Linked DNA regions of Mus musculus: region 2 is linked to region 1. A link is a contact called in ENCODE Hi-C or POLR2A ChIA-PET data. All regions are on one chromosome and are shown on one strand. Each heading gives the region's core, a stretch centred on a gene start or an enhancer-like site at or near the end of the contact. The rest is flanking DNA. Distances are from core to core; before and after follow the strand shown. Region 1 holds the start of Oscp1 (organic solute carrier partner 1). Region 2 holds the start of Lsm10 (U7 snRNP-specific Sm-like protein LSM10).

What was found. A loop is a pair of places that touch in the nucleus more often than their neighbours do. ChIA-PET counts read pairs that join two places held with the same protein, here RNA polymerase II (POLR2A).
Region 2: a loop to region 1 is called in a map of T-helper 2 cell, with 2.0 times the contacts of the local background. The contact joins the promoter of Lsm10 here to the promoter of Oscp1 in region 1. A Hi-C loop is called at or near these places in 1 of 37 maps with a recorded cell type or tissue (T-helper 2 cell). POLR2A ChIA-PET finds 5 or more read pairs at or near these places in 2 of 5 experiments (both embryonic stem cell).

What each region holds. Positions count from the first base shown.
Region 1 is chr4:126,054,901-126,061,698 of GRCm38, reverse strand. It overlaps Oscp1 (organic solute carrier partner 1), which reads right to left and starts at 3,134. Exons shown (of 10, transcript NM_172701.3): 1 at 2,907-3,134. The coding sequence starts at 3,018. It overlaps Mrps15 (mitochondrial ribosomal protein S15), which reads right to left. Exons shown (of 8, transcript NM_025544.2): 7 at 6,547-6,738; 8 at 6,163-6,319. The coding sequence ends at 6,182.
Region 2 is chr4:126,094,131-126,100,928 of GRCm38, reverse strand. It overlaps Lsm10 (U7 snRNP-specific Sm-like protein LSM10), which reads right to left and starts at 4,276. Exons shown (of 2, transcript NM_138721.2): 1 at 4,120-4,276; 2 at 2,345-3,100. The coding sequence starts at 3,076. The coding sequence ends at 2,708.

The DNA of each region.
Region 1 (6,798 bases), core at 1,885-4,384:
AGCCCTGGCTGTCCTGGAACTCACTCTGTAGACCAGGCTGGCCTCGAACTCACAGAGATCCACCTGCCTCTGCCTCTTGAGTGTTGGGATTAAAGGCTTGCGTCACCACTGCCCAGCCATTAAGGCATTTAAATGAAGTATTGATACAATTGAAAAACTGTTTCCATAGAGTGGTGGCTCGTGCCTACAACCTCAGCACTTGGGAGGCTGAGGCGAGAGGACTGTTGGAACAGCTACAGTGTGAGCCTTGTTTCAATAAAGCAAAAACAAGTATTGTATTGTTGTCATTATGGTGATGGGTCTTGAGTTTTAGAATCAGTTATGGATCGCACTCATCAGTAACCCACTTCCAGGGACAGACAGGCTCAACCTGGTTCTCCCCAGAATCTCACATGGTGTGACATCGGCCATACACTGCGGAATGAGTGAGTGGATGAAAATGAATCACTAAAGATGGCTGAGACTCCATAAATAAACCAGAAAAGACCATCACTCTTAACACAACTGGGGTACCAACGCTGAGGGGATGGGAACAGGGGGATCAGAGTTCAAGGCCAGCCTTTGCTACAATAGTGGGTTTTATGTAAGAAAAGATAGCATGTATATGTTGTATTATTATTTTTTTTTTGAGACAGGGCTTCTCTGTATAGCGCTGGCTGTCCTGGAACTCACTCTGTAGACCAGGCTGGCCTCGAACTCAGAAATCCGTCTGCTTCTGCCTCCCGAGTGCTGGGATTAAAGGCGTGCGCCACCACGCCTGGCTCAGACCTCCTCTTGAAAGGCAACACCAACTACTAATTGTGTGAACATGAAATGCACATTATAGCTTCGCTCTCAGGTGTGTATTATTATCATCATTTTATAGAGAAACAAGCTTACAGAGGTCATCACACTTGAAGATCCCGCAGCTAGCTACATGTGGGATCTAGACTTGTATGCCTTCAAAGGCCACGTTAATAATGTAAATTGCTAATTTACACTGTCCTCCAAGATGCGGACTATCTAGAGAAATCGAGCCTGCCCCTCCACTAGGGCTATTAGCCTGAGTGAAATCGCATCACACAGGCAGCAAGAAACAAGCCTCCCGAGGAAGGAACACAATGGCGTATAACAACACCGGCAGGTTGCTCCTCAACCCTGTAGTGAGCACTGATTTATTCTCATCTGCGAGTCGAGTGCTAGATGCTGAAGTACAAACATGTGTAAGACAAACAAGTGGGGAGACACAGGCAAACAGTTGAGCATCGATCTGCCAGCCATGTGGTAAGGTAAGAGAAGCACGGGAGGACACAGTGAGAACAGAAGCAGGTCCTTCTGAGGAAGGAGGGAGGCTCCTGAGGGACGAGACTCTTCAGGAGGTCGGGGAAAGGACGGAGTCATGAAGGACACAGGTTAAAGATCTACACACACTTTGGTGTGATTGGGACTCAAAGTGTCTGTACTGGCTAGTTTTGTGTCAACTTGACACAGCTGGAGTTATCACAGAGAAAGGAGCTTCAGTTGAGGAAATGCCTCCATGAGATCCAACTCTAAGGCATTTTCTCAATTAGTGATCAAGGGGAAAGGCCCCTTGTGGGTGGGACCATCTCTGGGCTGGTAGTCTTGAGTTCTATAAGAGAGCAGGCTGAGCAAGCCAGGGAAGGCAAGCCAGTAAAGAACATCCCTCCATGACCTCTGCATCAGCTCCTGCTTCCTGACCTGCTTGAGTTCCAGTCCTGACTTCCTTTGGTGATGAACAGCAGCATGGAAGTGTAAGCCGAATAAACCCTTTCCTCCCCAACTTGCTTCTTGGTCATGATGTTTGTGCAGGAATAGAAACCCTGACTAAGACAGTGTCCTAATCGGAGGGCCCCAACGTGTTCTGCCTAGGACTTGGTCTCCATTTAGACAGGAGTGGAAGGTTGTCGGCAATTTTGAGGAGAGACATACTAGACATATTTGCATTTTATAAAGCCCCACTAGACATATTTGCATTTTGTAAAGCCCCTGGTAGCAAGGCTGGGAATGAATGGAAGGGAGTGGTCCAGAGGGTTCTCTTGTCTGTTTACGTATGCACTTACACAAAATCAGACACACCATCTGAATGTGCCTGTTTAACATCAATGGAGGGGACATAAGCTGTTGGGAGGAAATCGAGCTTTCATTAGTGTTCAGTTGTCCTTTAGATAAATGTTTACTCCTCTGCCTACAAATACAATAGCCCAGCAAATTTGGTGAACAAAGTTGTTTGCTGAGAAGTAAGATAGACTGGCAGCGTGTTTTGGGTGGTCGTTTCTCTCTGCACTACACATGGCATAATTTTGCATTTTATAAGCCTTCCAAAAGTATTTTCACAATTGCAACCCCTTCCAACACTTGCAAAATCAAGAAGCATGTTTTCGTTCTTATCTATATTATTTTGGGGCCCTACATTTCTAGAAATGGCTTCTGAAATGAGCATGACCAGGCTTCTGCTTACGTAGGAGGACAGAGACGCGGGCGTCCCCATCTGTTTTGTGGGGGTTAACGGATGGTTATACCTGCCAAAAGTATCTTGTCAACTGTAACTACTTTTGGAAATAGACAGATTTCCAGAGACTGGGAAATCGAGGGCTCAGGCACTGTAAGTATGTCCAATGTATTAGGCTTCTCTGTGGGGAAATGCTCTTTTGGAGAATTAATTTGACTCCGGAGGGCTTCCAACTGCATGGGCTCTGCGTCTTTTGAGAAAGATACCCGGCTGTCAAAGAGAAGTGCGCAGAGGCATCGGTTTGGCTATTGGGATGAGGGGAAGGGGGTCAGGTGCCGGTCGGCCTGGGTATCAGGACGGAGGTTGGAGGGGGGCTGGTGCTAGGCTGCGGTTCTGTATAGGGACATTTAGTGCGGTGAGGAAGGGAACAGATCAAGGCTGCGGGGGCGTTACTTACCTTTGCGGGCCTTGTCTCCGGGGATGTTCTGGGCCCTCAGTCGCTGGTCTAGGACGTAAAGCATCTCCCCGCCCAAGTTCAAAAAGAGCAGCGGCAGAGTCCGAACCGACATAGTGCCGGAAACCCGCAGGGTAGATGAAGGAAGAACCCCAGGGTTTGTGATTTAGCAGCCTGGAGGCCCCTACGCGTCCATAGCCCGGTTGCTGGGGCAACGCCGGGAACAGAAAGGCGAACCAATCACATGGTGGATTGATAGGAGGTGGCCGAAGACCGGCGCTTATTGGGTTAAGTGACAAAGATCGCTTCAGGGGATTGGTTCAAACGGAGGCGCGCACCTTTGGCCTCCCGGGAGCGCTGGTTTTGAGTTTTCCAGTTTAGCTTTGGTGTCGCCGGGAGCGTTCCAGCCAGCCGCGCGTATCTGCCGTGGCCCAGCCATCGCACCGGAAACTAGGAAAATCAACCCCAGCGTCTTCGGAGTCGTTCGCCTAGAGTCGTCTAGCGTCCCGGTCCGCCATGGCCTGCTGTGCTGCGGGCAGATTTGTGAACTATCTCCCAGGGACGTGCAGAGGAACCAGTGAGGTCATGGCAAGCGCCACGAAGGCATTCTGAGTTATTATAATCCCTCATCTCGATTAGTTATATCATTTGTCTCCTTTCTAACCCCTCCTGGAAGCGATGTTACGCCGGATTTACTACTCAGTGAGGCAACCCAGCCCGGCCCTCCTAGCAACTTAAGTAGCACCCTCGCGTTTCTTCACCTACGGCTGGACCTTTTCAGACGATTCGTCATCAGTGTTTCTGCTAAGCACTTCTCTCTCCAGCCACAGCAATCTTGAGACTTGAGCTTTGGAACCTACATCCACCTCCTTTAATAATCAGCCACTTCCTCCTTTTCCTTGTAGAATCCTCGCATTCCTTAATTCCCCTTTCTGCATTCCTACGTTCCTCTGTGTCACTGCTCTGATGCTGTTGGACTAAATTTCAAAAGGCGCCGCTTACAAAACACAGCTCATTCCTTCAATGTCTTCCTTCCTGCTTGTGGCATCCTCCACGTCACACCTTCTAGTCGTTTTTCTTTCCTCCCAAGAGCCAAACTTTTTAAAATTGTCTAGTACAACTTGAACCTTTTTGTTTTGTTTTGAAACAGGGTTTCTCTGTGTTGTCCTGGCTGTCCTGGAACTTGCTCTGTAGACCAGGCTGGCTTCAAACTCGGAGATCCACCTGCTTCAGGCTCTGGGAGTGCTGTGACCCGGCACATGAGCTTAACACCTCAGCCCCACCTGTAATAAACATCTTTATCTTCTGGTGGGCCTTATGCATTTTGTTATCTGCCCAGCTTCCAACACTATCTCAAGTTTTGGCAGAACACGGTCCCTTTCAGAGTTTGCCTCTGTGTACTGTCAGACTGGATAGGGTCAAGACAGAGCAGCAAGGTGTGGCTGCACTTGCCTTTGATCCCAGCACTTTGTAAGCAGAGTCCAGCCTGGTCTACATAGCAAGTTCTAGGACAGTCAGGACTGGGTCCCTGTCTTTAAAACCAACAAAAATCAGGCTGGAGAGATGGCTCAGCGGTTAAGATCACTGACTGCTCTTCCGAAGGTCCTGAGTTCAATTCCCAGCAACCACATGGTAGCTCACACCCATCCGTAACGAGATCTGGCGCCCTCTTCTGGAGTGTCTGAAGACAGCTACAGTGTACTTACATATAATAAATGAATAAATCTTTAAAAACAAAAATCCAAAACCAGAGAGAGCTAGGTTTGAACACTAGTCAGCTTTCAAAATTGGACAAGTTGTCTATGTTTCGTAAGCCTGTTTTCAATAGAAAATAGGACAGTGGCCGCAAAAACCTTTAATCTCAGCACTTGGAAGGCAGAGGCAGGTGGATTTTTAAACTCAAGGCCAGTCTGGTCTACAGAGTTCCAGGACAGTCTGGAACCCCCTTACCTTCCCCTCCTCCCCTACAAAAAAATAGAAAGGCAGCCGGCTTGAGGAATAAAGGATTTAAGTATCAGGCAATATTGAAGTGCCCATGGCTGCATTTAAGAGTGCCTTCCCTGCAGGCCTGATCCACTGCTGTGGCGTTCTCTCCCAAGGCTGGTGCCTGGTCCTGTAGCACAGGACCTCTACACAGGTCTCCATCTCATTAAGGCCTCCCTCAGTGTTCCTGGAGGTGATAACCAAACAGTCCAGCTTCACTTCTGATTCTATCCACTCACCTCCTCCTCCATCTCAGAGATGATCTCAATTTTCCCATCCTCACATGGCCCATTTTTTTTTTTTTTTTTTATTACATATCTTCTCTTGGCGATTAAACTTTTGGAGAAAGGGTTTCATGTAGTCTAGACTGGCCTCAAAGTAGCCATGCAACTCAAGATAGCCTTGAAATGATAATGTCTCTCCCAAGTACTGGAACTAGTCATTCAAACACCAGGGCTCAGTATCCATAGGCAACCACACACCCAGGGCCTCAGGTACCTCAACAGCTCCCAAACTGCGCTGGTTCAGCCCTCATCCCTCATCTCTCAACTGCTCTTAGGTAGCACATTAACACATCTTTCTCTTGGTGGCATTCCCTTCTTTTTTTCTTTTTTTGGTTTTTCAAGACAGGGTTTCTCTGTGTAACCTTGGTTGTCCTGGAATTCACTCTGTATACTAGGCTGGGTTCAAACTCAAGAGATCTGCCTGCCTCTGCTTCCTGAGTGCTGGGTTTAAAGGCGTGCATCACCACTGGCTGGCAAGCTGAATGTTTTTTTGTTTTGTTTTGTTTTTCCAGACAGGGTTTCTCTGTATAGTCCTGGCTGTCCTGGAACTCACTTTGTAGACCAGGCTGGCCTTGAACTCAGAAATTCGCCTGCCTCTGCTTCCCAAGTGTTGGGATTAAAGGCGTGCGCCACCACTGCCCGGCAAACTGAATGTTTTTATACCTGAGTCCCATTCACAGACTGAAGCCCTAACTCCAAAGTTACAGTGTTTGAGTCTCACTGTTCCTGTCAGCCTTTAGATTTCTTTCCCTTTTAACTTGCAGTTCTTCTGCCTAAATGCCGTTTCTCTTGGCCAGTGAACTCCTCATCCTTTAGGACCGTCCAGTAGACAGCTACGGCCACCGGCATTACCACTCTGAAACACCATGTATTTGTTTCTATGACTGCGTCCTCTGGGGTGATGGCAGGGACTCTGCCTCCAAGATCCCAGAGCAAAATTAAAAATAAACTCCTCTTGCTCAGGTTAAAAAGAAGGCCATCTTCCATCATTCTTCACGGGAACAGACTTTATTAGTTCACTTGGGTCTTCTCTGGTACGGCATTTGAAGGGTTCTCTGGCACCCCCTCATTTTTTTCTTTTTTGGCAGCAGCTGCAGCAGCTTTTAAGGCCCTTTTTTGCTTCTTCAGCTTTTGCACCTCCTGGTAAACCTGGTGGTTGAAAGGGGGTAAGAAAAGACTTTGTAATTTTATGTAAGACCTTGGATCTGGAGCAGGTCGGTGGGAACTATCTCAGTGGAAACCCTATTTTTTTCTGCATGTGTTGGTGACCTGAGCCAGTTCTAGGCCTTGGTCAGAAGCAGACTGCTTCTCTCTCCTACTCTTTGTACCTCAGTTCAGGGAGGCTGATCAAAGCAACCAACTGTATGACTTCGTACCCGAATGCACAGAGCCTTCTTGGCCAGGAAGCGGCGGTGAACCTTTTGGAAATGCAGAGGGGGTAAGGTATATTCCACCCCTAGCTCCTTGCATGTCTTTTCGAAGACATCATAGTTGGTCTGACGGAGGATTTTGAGCAACTTTTTCCTCCGGTCGATGCTCATCAGCAGATGGCGTTTGTGGGCTTTGTCCTATAGGAGAGGCTGTATTAGTATCAGTCATTGTTTTGAGACAAGGACTCACTTTGTAAC
Region 2 (6,798 bases), core at 3,027-5,526, 38 kb before region 1:
GAACTCAAGAAGATCCACCTGCCCCTGCCTCTGAGGACCAAAGGCATGGGCCACCATGCCCAGCTGATTACTTCCAACCTTAGCTAACAGCCATTAAGCTTATGACCAGAACTAGCGACCTAGAATGCTTACCTTGCTGTTGGTATACTTCTATGCCCTTGCAGAATCTAAGCTGCTCTCATCCAAAATGTACTATCTCTGGGTCTTCCTGGAATGCTAATGAGAACGTCGAGGACCCTTGTTACCTCTGCCTACCCTTTGGCCAGGGATGCCAGACTAGAGTTCACTGGACTGTTTAAGTCCCACCTGCTCAGCCATGCTGAGACGAGGGCATACTCTTGTCCCTTGCATGTTTCTGGCATGAGTCAACATATTTATGTCCATTCAGCATTCTAAACTTCAGTGGTCTCCTTCCTTCAAACATTGATTGCACCCCCCCCCCCCAAAAAAAAAACCTCTTCTCTCCAGGAATGAGAGATGGGTATGGATAGCGCTGCTCGAGCACTCAGCTCTTGGGGGTTCTACCATCAATGGGACCCTCCCCCCCGGACACTTTGGCTGGAGCGACAAGGAGGGTGGATGTGAAAGCTTGGGCAAATGCCATGACAGTCTAGACTCCAGTACCATCTTGAAACACACTGCCATCTTATCCCCGGAGCTCCTGGGCCCCTCTTGTTCACAGCTAAGTCACCCTCCATTTGTTACCTCAGGGAACAGAAGACACAACAGCATGCAGAGACTATTTTTAGTTTCTGAATTCCAAAAGCCCAACCTTCAGGAAGAAATGGAAAGAATGCCTATGTAGAAACAAATTTAGAAAACCATGGAAAAGCTGGATGTGGGAGCATGAGACGCACTCGAGTGCGTGAGTGCATGCGTGTGTGTGTGTGTGTGTGTGTGTGTGTGTGTGTGTGTGTGTGTGTTTGTATGTATGTGTGTTCCAGCTGGGACGCAGGGACTGCCAGGAGACAGGAGCTAGCACACTTCCCTCTCCGAGGCAACAAGACCCTCCAGAGATCGAGAGCTCTGGAGCTGTGGGTAGATTTGGCCTAATTAATCTAAGATCCAAGAACTACCTGGTCCTAGGAGGACCTAAAGAGCAGAAAAGAACCTGATAAACCTAAGTGGGCTGCAGTGGCACACTCCTGCAATACCAGCACTTGGGAGGCGGAAGTAGGAAGATCATGAGTTCAAGGCCAGGCTGGGACGCAGGAGGCCTTGTCTCAAAAACTAACAAACAGAAATGTAATTGAGGAAAATACGTAATAAAAAAAATATTAAAAAAAAAAAAACCAACTAACAAACAAAACCCTAACACTGCTGGGTGTGGTGGAGCTTATCTTTAAGCCCAGCACTTCAGAGGCAGAAGCAGTGAGACCAGTCTGGTCCACATGGATTCCTAGGCAGTCAGGGCTACACAGTGAAACTGTCTTTAAAGGGAAAGAAAGCAAAACAAAATCAAATCCAACCCTGGGCTGGAGAGACAGCTCTGCATGAAGAGCATTGGTTGTACTTGCACAGGACCCAGACTCAATTCCAAGCCCCTACATGCTGGATCACTACTCTCTGTAATTCCAGTTCCAGAGGAACCAATGCATTCTTCTGACCTCTGAAGATACCATGTATACAGATGGTGCCTGCACACACATGTAGGCAGAACACTCATACGCACGGAAAAGAATTGAGCACAGTGAGGTGCAGCATCTTCGCTGGACTTCCTCAGACCATTTTATTTCCTCTGTTTTGGAGACAGAGTTCCTCTGTCCTGGAACTCACTCTGTAAACCTGCCTGGCCTCAATCCCATATAGATCCCACTTGCCTCTGCCTCCTGAGCGCAGAGATCAGAGATGTTCTCCACCACCGTTTGACTAAAGCACGTAACGCAGACTGGCCTCAAACTCATGATCCTCCTGCCTCCGCCTCCTTCAGTAAATCCTACTGTGTGCACCACTGCAACTGCTCTGTTTTGGTTTTTTGACGAAGGGTTTCACCCGTAGCAGAGGCTGATCCCTGTACCTGTGCCTCCTGGAAGCCAGGATTATCCATGTGAAGCACGAGGGCTGGCTGAGATTGATATCCTGTTAGCTGAACTCTCCAGCCTGAGGGAAGGGACGGGGGTCTCCAGACTCTTAGCTTTAGTACACAGTAGTAAGAAGAGAGTCTCAAGGACTCTCAACGGAAAGACCACTTTCCATTAGATTTCCTCATGATAATCTGGGAAACAGGGCCACATTCTAGACCAAGTAAATCCTGGTGTAACCCCCGCAACTTGAGACCTGCACTCTGCTCCTACACAGGAGCCAAAAGCCCAGTATATACCAGGCAGGGCATCAGGCACAGACGTGTGTGTATCCAAGTTTGGTTTTATGAGAAAAAGAAACAAATGCCAAAAAGAAACGGGACGTTAGAGGTGATTCACTCCAAACACTCGCAGTACTCCTCACAGCCAGAGTTGACGACTCCTTGATGGACGGGGTCCAATCAGTGAATGGAGATTTGAGATACAAATGATCCAAAAGAGGGATTGTCACCTACCCCAAGGCCACCAGCAGAAGGAATTCTGGGTCCCAGGGTGTGTCTGAAAACTGGAACCCTACGAAAGGCCGCTGTGACATGTCTGTTACTGGTGGGGAAGGATGGCCGGGAGTTGGCTCAGAACACCGGAGGTCCCTGAGGTGGTGCTGGAACTTTAACGAGGACACAGTCTCATGGCCTTTTGGAGGGGAACTCTCGACGACCTTGACCCTTGCCACCAAAGTTGCGCACACGGTGGATGATCTGCAGCTGCTGCTCAATAGTAGCAGTGATGTCCACACCATCTGGGATATGGACGTATCGGACGTTACGACCGGTCACAAAAAGGTCATCCAACTCAACCTGATGTCCCCAGCGGTCGGTATAGGTGACATTGGCCAGGCGGATATTCATGAAAGCATCCACGTTGTCAATGCGTCCTCGGGCCACACTCTCATCCCGAAGGTCCACAGTGGTTATTTGGCCTTGGAGGCCCTGCAACAGGATGATCAGGCTGTTCTCAGAAATAGTTCGCTCCTTCACCGAGTGGCTCAGTGCCATTGTTCCACATTGGCTGGCTGCTCACTGTGGGCAGGAGCACACAGATAGAGTCACTCACCTTTACCAAGCCCTGAAACTCCACACTAGTGGTCCAGATGCCTCCCTGCACTGGATACACCCGGGGAAACCTTTGCCTGGCTTTCACGTCCCACACATCCCAGAGATCTAGATTCATTTGCCTGGAGAGGACAGGCCCAGATTGTTTTGTTGTTGTTGTTTTTAAAGACAGGGTCTTCCTATATCTTCCTGAGTAGCCTGGAACTTAAAATGTAAACAAGTGTGGCCTGGAACTCACAGAGATCCACCTGTCTCTTCCTCACAAGTGCTGGGGATTCAGGATGTGTGTTACCACATCCTGCAAGGTATCCTATTTTTACATTATTTTGAGACAGGGTTTCTCTATGTAGCCCTGGCTGTCCTGAACTCTCTATGTAGACCAGGCTGGCCTTAAACTCATCGAGATCCTCCTGCCTCTGCCTCTCCAGTGTTGGGATTAAAGGTGTGTGCCACTATGCTCAGTTTATACTTTTTTTTTAAACAAAAAGCCCCCCAGAATTTTAATGTGCCAGTCAGTTTGAGAACGACTACTGCAAATTGTAGTTTATGTATGTCCTTCTGCCAGGCGCTTGTTACTATGTAATCTAGCCAAGCATGATGGCGCACACTTATAATACCATCACTTTAAAGTCTGAAGCAGTAGGAGCACCTCAAATGCCAAACCGGCCTAAACTACATCGTGAGCTCCAAGTCAACCTGGATAGTGGAATGTTTCAAGACAAAACAAGCCAAACCTAGCCAAGATGCATGCATTTAAACCCAGCACTCAGGAGGCCGAGGCAGGTGGATCTCCGAGTTACAGACCAGTCTGGCATACAGAACTACACTCTGTCTTAAAACAAAATCCAAAAGGATAGTCTTTGAGACCTTCAGGCAGGCCCAGACTCTGCTGCTTCCAGGACCGGAGGCCTGGGATTTGCCACTAGCGGTCAAGCTCATTAGTCCCACCCGGGAAAGCCGGGTGCCGAGTGCGCCCCTCTCCTCACCGCGCGTAAGGGGTTTGGGAAGAAAAGTCCGCAGCCAGTGCGCCAGGGGAAGAGGACGGGTCCCAGCGCGCCCTAGTCCCCACTCTCGACTGCCCTACCCACCGCGTGATGCCTTCCGCCTTCCGCGCGCTACGCCTCCAAAACCCGCCCGTGTCTAGGGGCACCACCCACCGAGGCTCAGAGAAGCCATGGCAACCGCGGAAGACCCAGAGCATCAGAGCATGCGCCTCGCAGGATGCGGACTACAAGTCCCAGGAGGCCGCGCGCCACACGCCCAATTCTCTTCTCTGTCTAGTTTCCCACCTTTGTAGGCTCCGGCTTGGAGCTGTGTCTCCCTAATGTCCTGCTGAGCTCATGGCGTTAAGTGGGAGAGAGCTTCTGTTAAATAAATAAATAAATAAATAAAGAAAGAAAGAAAGAAAGAAAGAAAGAAAGAAAGAAAGAAAGAAAGAAAGAAAGAAAGAAAGAAAGAAAGAAAGAAAAACACAACGTCCTTCATCTGATTAAAATTACGGAAATGTGGCCCAAACGTGGTGGCAAACTCCTTAATTCCTTCATCTGATTAAAATTACGGAAATGAGGGGCTGGTTAGATGGCTCAGTGGGTAAGAGCACCCGACTGCTCTTCGGAAGGTCCAGAGTTCAAATCCCAGCAACCACATGGTGGCTCACAACCATCTGTAACGAGATCTGACGCCCTCTTCTGGTGTGTCTGAAGACAGCTACAGTGTACTTACATGTAATAAATAAATAAATCTTTAAAAAAAAAAAAAAATTACGGAAATGTGGCCCAAACGTGGTGGCAAACTCCTTAATTCCAGCAACTCCAGAGACAGAGGCAGGTGGATCTCAGTTGGAGGACAGCCTGGTCTATGGAGAGAGTTCAAGGACAGCAAGGCCTACATAGCTACCTTGTCTCAAAGAGGAAAACACAGGGCTATGGAGAGAAGATTTAACTGCTAAACTTTAGCAATTAAGTCCGCATACTATTGCAGAAGACCTACATTTGGTTCCCAGCTCACAACTGCTTGTAACTAATTAACAATTAAAAATAAAATTGAGCAGGGCATGGTGGCCCACGCCTTTAATCCCAGCACTCGGGAGGCAGAGGCAGGCGGATTTCTGAGTTTGAGGCCAGCCTGTTCTACACAGTGAGTTCCAGGACAGCCAGGGCTACACAGAGAAACTCTGCCTCAAAAAAACAAAAATAAATAAATAAATAAATAAATAAATAAAATCGAGCCGGGCAGTGGTGGCACATGCCTTTAACCCCAGCACGTGGGAGGCAGTGACAGGCAGATTTCTGAGTTCAAGGCCAGCCTGGTCTACAGAGTGAGTTCCAGGACAGTCAGGACTACACAGAGAAACCCTGTCTCGAAAAACCAAAACCAAAAGAAACAAACAAACAAACAAAAAAAATCAAGCAGTGCATGGTGGCCCACGCCTTTAATCCCAGCACTTGGGAGGCAGAGGCAGGTGGATTTCTGAGTTCGAGGCCAGCCTGGTCTACAAAGTGAGTTCCAGGACAGCCAGGGCTATACAGAGAAACCCTGTCTCAGAAATCCACCTGCCTCTGCCTCCCGAGTGCTGGGATTAAAGGCGTGCCATGCCCGGCGTAACACTTTTTAAAATGCTTATGTTTGATTTTTGTTTTGTAGTTGGGTCTCCTGTAGCCCATTCTGTTTTGAATTCACTATGCCCTGAAGGACCTTGAGCCTGATCCTCTGCCTTCTGCCTTCCAAATACTGAGACGCTGTGCATAGGTCATACTTCTATCTGGTCAGATTGTTACTAAAGCCTGCTTTGCTCACTGTTCGTTAAGCCAACCACCAAAATAATGAGTTTTTTGTTTGTTTGTTTGGTTGGTTGGTTTTTGGTTTTTCAAGACAAGGTTTCTCTGTGTAGCCTTGGCTGTCCTGGAACTCACTCTGTAGACCAGGCTGGCCTCAAACTCAGAAATCCACCTGCCTCTGCCTCCCAAGTGATGGGATTAAAGGCATGTACCACTACTGCCCAACTTAATGAGTTTTGAGAGGAGGATAAAGCTTATTCATGGGGTTCCCAAATATAAGACAGATCCCCTCCCCCACTATCAAACCTGCCTTCTCCACACAGGATGGCTTGCCCTGTAGGGAAGGCAACTGGGGAAAAAAAGAAGTGAGATGATTTGTGATATGTACAGGGTAATCAAACTTCACAGATCATCACAGGACATTTGCTTAGAACATTCCAGAGTTTTCTTGTTTTAAGTTTGGTCCTAATCCAAAGGTCACCCACTAGACACTTGCACAGGCCCAGGGGAAGGACTAGTGATTTCAACCAGTTTGGATTCCAAGTTTTAGTTTAAAAACAAAACAAAACAAAACAACAACTAACCACAGACAACTATTTCCATCAGAATCTAGGTCAGTGTTGTCCACCCCAAACTTCCTGGGAGTAGACCGCTAAGCTGAGTCACCTTTGGTGACAGAACCTCACCAGGTTTCCCTGGCCATAGTGCCTGCCTGCCTGTAGCCTGCTCTGCCACTTTGTCCCATGCCTGGCACACATCTCACACTGCCCTTTCTCTATGTATCTCTGTGGCATATCTTCATGTCCAATTGGTACTCAGAGGTCACCAGGAGACACATTCACCTAGACCTTACCAAAAGTAGATTTTCTCATTTTTGTGCTTGCTGCC